Regions from separate parts of the Homo sapiens genome. Here region 2 is linked to region 1. A link is a contact called in ENCODE Hi-C or POLR2A ChIA-PET data. All regions are on one chromosome and are shown on one strand. Each heading gives the region's core, a stretch centred on a gene start or an enhancer-like site at or near the end of the contact. The rest is flanking DNA. Distances are from core to core; before and after follow the strand shown.

Evidence for each region. Hi-C counts contacts between places; a loop is a spot of excess contacts on that map. ChIA-PET counts read pairs that join two places held with the same protein, here RNA polymerase II (POLR2A). Pooled maps may share reads with other maps.
Region 2: a map of naive thymus-derived CD4-positive, alpha-beta T cell shows a loop between it and region 1 (6-fold over the local background). The contact joins two enhancer-like sites. A Hi-C loop is called at or near these places in 1 of 168 maps with a recorded cell type or tissue (naive thymus-derived CD4-positive, alpha-beta T cell), 7 of 37 single-sample maps with no recorded cell type and 17 of 50 pooled maps. POLR2A ChIA-PET finds 5 or more read pairs at or near these places in 3 of 52 experiments (MCF 10A, T-cell and naive thymus-derived CD8-positive, alpha-beta T cell).

What each region holds. Positions count from the first base shown.
Region 1 is chr15:60,358,500-60,361,195 of GRCh38, reverse strand. ANXA2 (annexin A2) reads left to right here. Exons shown (of 13, transcript NM_004039.3): 5 at 142-255. Among named protein-coding and RNA genes, the nearest start is that of ANXA2, 38 kb to the left of the region's middle. Within about 2 kb of position 1,360, at least 8 of the 41 ENCODE cell types and tissues checked have a DNase peak (open chromatin) inside an H3K27ac peak, as active enhancers do.
Region 2 is chr15:60,578,936-60,581,631 of GRCh38, reverse strand. The region is part of intron 2 of RORA (RAR related orphan receptor A); the gene reads left to right. All of the region lies in intron 3 of RORA-AS1 (RORA antisense RNA 1), which reads right to left. Among named protein-coding and RNA genes, the nearest start is that of RORA-AS1, 100 kb to the right of the region's middle. RefSeq lists an enhancer at 252-1,078. Within about 2 kb of position 1,376, at least 4 of the 41 ENCODE cell types and tissues checked have a DNase peak (open chromatin) inside an H3K27ac peak, as active enhancers do.

The DNA.
Region 1 (2,696 bases), core at 111-2,610:
GTTGAGGGCGTTTGACCCAAGACTCCGGAGTGGTCAAAGACTCACAACCTGCTTCACAAAAAGATCCCTCTTACTTTTGTTTTACTCACTAGTTTTAAAGTAAAATAAATATTTTCCTTATGATTGCCTGTTATCTTGAAGGAACTTGCATCAGCACTGAAGTCAGCCTTATCTGGCCACCTGGAGACGGTGATTTTGGGCCTATTGAAGACACCTGCTCAGTATGACGCTTCTGAGCTAAAAGCTTCCATGAAGGTAAATGCATGTGAGATGTCATCTCTGTCAAATCTGCTATTAATTTTGTGAATTACAGCTTTCTGAGTGTAATTTGGTGATTTTCAGTTTTGTTGAATTCTCATTTGGAACCATTTTTTAAAAATGAACTGAAGTTATATGTCTCAGGATTTGTACCAAAAATATTTCAATTACTTGTTTTAAGACTGTAAAGAAATTTCATGATGCTGAGAAGTCAGTTACCAGCTGCTACTACTCAGCACCTGGGCAATTGGAATACCATTTGGGAAAACTACTTCCTTGATTACACTTCCTCCTTTAAAAAGATATGTTGTGATATTAAGGCAAGAAAAAAAAACTCATAGCTTTTGTTAAGTGAAGCTTGCAAATTCTGCCCATCCTTTCGTGGGTGTTTCTTCCTCCCATACTCTCTCTGTCAGTACCATTTGTTTCAAATTCAGGCAGAATCAGAACATCATAGTGCATATAAGGGGTAATTCTGGATGAAGAATCGTACCTGAATCGTACCTGTGAGAAAGTAACTGTGAAGTCTCAATGCACGTTATCTTTTATGTTTTTCTTTTGTAAAGTTCTTTTGAACCTGGAATTTTAGGTTAAATTAAGTAAAAACTGTAGATTGGAAACCTCCTGAACTTTGTGCATACTTAAAATATCAAGTTTTTTGTTTTGTTTTGTTTTGTTTTTTGAGATGGATTTCGCTCTTGTTGCCCAGGCTGGAGTGCAATGGCGCGATCTCAGTTCACTGCAACCTCTGCCTCCCGGGTTCAAGAGATTCTCCTGCCTCAGCATCCCGAGTAGCTGGGATTACAGGCATGCGCCACTACGCCCAGCTAATTTTGTATTTTTAGTAGAGACGGGATTTCTCCATGTTGGTCAGGCTGGTCTCAAACTCCCGACCTCAGGTGATCTGCCCACCTTGGCCTCCCAAAGTGCTAGGATTACAGGCGTGAGCCACCGCGCCTGGCCAACATCAAGTTTTATATAAATGCAATAGATGCACACACATTAATGTATGTTGTACTGCAACACATTTGGACCCTTTTCTTAGTGTGGGTCTGCAGCATTTGAACAGTCCGACACTGCCCTCTGCTGATATACATGGGTAAAGTCTGCGCTGTAGATGAGGGAAACCATTGGTCTTGATTTTTTATTCCGAGTCTGTTTTCTCTGATGCCACTGTTCCTGAATTATGAACAGTCTGAGCTGTAAGCCTGTCACCAGAGCTAATGTCACAGTTCAGTTGTCATCCTTTTCCCAGAGAACACAAGAGTGAGGGTGCTTCGGACACTGGGCATCTCCAAAGCCTGGAATTTGATAGCTCAGGGCTGCTGTAAGATTTGTTGTTAAGTCTCTTTCTTCCTTTAGTTCTTCAGCTTAGCCCAAGCTGTGCTCAGTTTATTTTAGCGGACTTGTCTGAGTTTCCTAAGTAGACTGTACTGCAGAAAAGACGTCATTAAGAATGATAAAATGTCGACAACATTTCATGATCCTGGTTGATAAAAATAGCGCTCCTGAAAACCGAGTCTGTGGACCTTTGGAGGCAGGGATGAGTCAGCCTCTCCTAGGTTTCTTCTGACCATCAACACTTCAGATCAGTTTGTCTTATTTTCATCAAGAATCTATTTAGTTGTGATTCGAGTGGCTTTACTGGTATCTATTACTAGGTATTAGGGACTTGAAACAGACCTTTTTGAGCTGTCAGTCACTGTTGTAATCTATGTAATTGGGCCCAATGGAAGGTGCTTTAACTGCTGAAGCTTTGACCCTGTGCCAGCTCTTCCATTAGCTATCACAGTTGAATACCCGTCCAAAATCCATAAAGCTTGAAGTGACATTAACTGAACTATGCTTAAAAAAAAATCTGTTTTGACTTCTGGCAGTACCGGTGGCAGTATCTGCCATATGTTACAGTAGAATTTGCCCTTGTGATAGGAATTGTGGACAGTCTGTGGAGAGTTTGGGCCGGGCTTTGGAAATTGCCAAGGTCACCTTTGAATGTAGACATAAAAACACTATTGGAATTCTCAGATATTACCACTGGTATATCAGTGATGGAAGGAAACACATCTTACATTATTCTGCCTGTCTTGCAATTCTACAATGTCAGGATATAACATTTCTCCCACTGTGTGTTATTTTTAGACTATATTTCTATCATCCTTGAGATTGAACAACTGCCTCTCAAAATATTCAAAGATACTCGGTAGTCATTTAATAACATTTGTGTAGAATGCTGTATGGACCTTTTGCTAACAAGGGGAGAATTTTTGGCTTTGCTGGAACCTCTACAAATCATGATTAAAAACTCAGAAAGAAGAGCCATTGGCTCAAAGGTTAGATGAAGAATAAAATTCAAAATTAACCATTAACCTGAGGCTTAGCTTATATTATACAAACTACTTTTTCGGGGCATATAAACGCTAATAAGTTTAATTAATAGC
Region 2 (2,696 bases), core at 127-2,626, 220 kb before region 1:
AGAAAATCTGATGGGAGCTGGTAAATGAAATTAGAGCCATATCTTTTTCAACAGAGATCTTTAAAGATTTGCATACCGCCTATTTTGTATATATCTAAGAAATTGTACCTCCATTGCATTCACAGCCACGTTTGCCCTAGACACAAGATTATGAAAAATCCTCCTCCTCTTAAGTTGCATCCGTAACATCAAGCAACTTTTGAAAATGATATTGTTTAACAAAACAATTGGTTTGATAGAAATCCATTTCAAAAGCAATGTTTCTACCACAAGCAAAATCTCGTAAAACAGAAGCATTTTGTTTCCACTATTGCAGAGAAACAAAGTTGTTTAAGATGAGTTAAGATGTCTCAGGGTTTTGGCAGTCTTTCTAAGCCCCCTGCTGCTGTTACGTTCAGAATCCCTTTTGAAGTGGCCTGGAAGTTTCTATGCAATTTCAGTGGCTGCTTAGGGGAAATATTGGCTAAACTGCTCATTTCGACTGTTAAGATGGATCGAGTGTTTTCAGAATGTTTTCGTTTGCTAGAAATATGTTTTGCACTGGGGCTTCTCTTGTTGAAGAAGGTTGGTTACCAGCCATCTGAAGATGCCTCAGGGTGTTTACAGAAAATGTGGGTGCTGTAGTTATATTTGAGCACAGCCCTCCCCCAACAAAGATAGTGTGGTAATCAGCAGGAATGTGAAAACATGTATTTAAGGATTGATGCTTGTAAAAGAGGCGCTGTAAAGAAACATGGTTGTTCAGATGTAAGAAATGACTGACAGCTCTCTTTGTAGGCATGCTAGTAACAATAAAGTCTAGAAGTTCAACATCAAAGCGATCACAGCTTACTCCACCAGTGACTTGCACATCAAAGAGGGAGCACAAGACAAAGGAAGTGCACTGAGGTATGTTTCTGCCTCATAGCCAGATCCTCAGGGGGAGCTCCCAGAGCTCCTTTCATGAATGCATAGTGATTTTTGCAGATCAGCGTCTTCATTTCATAAATGACCAGGAATATAAAAGCAGGGCAAATGAACGCCATAATTGCTGGCATCACTTTAAGTTTGGTTCGGAAAGATTCATCACAGGAGCGATTGGTCTCTCTGGTTTCCTTGAGTAGTGAATTCTATACCAGTGTGGGCAACTCTAACTTCACCTAATGTAGTACAGGGAATTATTCACAAAATAAGAGAAAACAAAGTGGATACATTTCAAATTGGTGGATTGGAATTATGCTTGAGAACATAAAACTGGACCTAAGTTAGTGCAGTATGCCTCTTTTTTCTTTCCTGTTGATTGCTTAATTTTTTGAGATTAACCTTGTGGGTGGATGTCTGCTGAATCAGGTGTGCATTACTTAACAGGTGTGTGACATAATGAAATTTAGACCTGTTAAACCAGCTCTTAATTAATCACCAGATCTATGCTTCAGTTCTCTAACTCAAATCATGTGTACTCCAAAATGCCAAAAGTAGAACAGGAAGAAGAGTCTGGGTTTGACTTTCTTCCCTCTCTCTTGATATTACATTGAAAATAAAATTAACCATGCAAGTATTATGAGTGGTTTTAAATAATGTGCTTTTTTTTTTGCTTGCCTTTGAAATTTAAAGTTCTTTTATAGTTCATCTTCAGTAATTTACTCATTTTTAAGTGCTATTGAAAAATAGTAGTGCTCTGTGTAGTCATTAATAAATACAAAGCAGCTTTCTCAAGGCTCTAGGGAGACCTAATAAACACAACTGTGTTACTAATTGATGCTATACTGAGCTGACAAAAGTAGTGCATCGGTAAACAGAAGTTAGAAAGCAAGAAGTTAAAGAACTATAGGGGATTATGTAGACATCAAGGGTTGAAAATTATAATAAGGCCTCTTTAGGGGAGCATTAATTTGCATGGGGCTGAATTAGGACAACCAATTATTTCTGAGGACACTACTAAGAGCTCATCCAAAATACCCCCAAAGTGAAAGGTTTGGGAAAGAGTTGGGACTTAGGTGAGATGGAGGGGGCACTGAGCATGTCATATTTCCTATAACTCATGGTAGTTCAATAGTTTTCTCAATAGCATGTTAGAATAGCTAGTTTTCTTTGTTAGGAGAAAATGCTGATGAAATCAACAGTACTGTAATTTCTTTGTTCTATACACACAGTTTATGTTGAACTACCACAATGGAATTTTTTTTTTTAAGCAGGAAGGGCAGGAGAGTGGAGACAGAAATAAACCTTTTAAATCTTCTTTACGTGAACCCCACAAGGACATAAGCATTTAGCAGATTAGAGAGCGTTTGGATTTATAGATACTATCCTCTACAGTAGTGGTCTTCAATGTGTGATCCAGGGACCCCCTGCGGGGCCCCAAGGCCCTCTCAGAAGCTCCAAGAGATAAAAACCAGTTCCATAACAATACTGAGGCATTGTTTCCCCTTTTTACTACGGTGACCATTTGTATTAATGGTGCAAAGCATTGGTGGGTAAAACTGCTGGCACCTTAGCAGGAAGCAGGACGGTAATGCCAAGCTGTACCAGCAGTCATGGTATTCTTCATTACTGTGCAGTTGCTGTTAAAAAAAAAAAAAAAAAAAAAACCGGGCGCGGTGGCTCACACCTGTAATCCCAGCACTTTGAGAGGCCGAGGCAGGCGGATCGATCACAAGATCAGGAGATCGAGACCATCTTGGCTAACATGGTGAAACCCCATCCCTACTGAAAATACA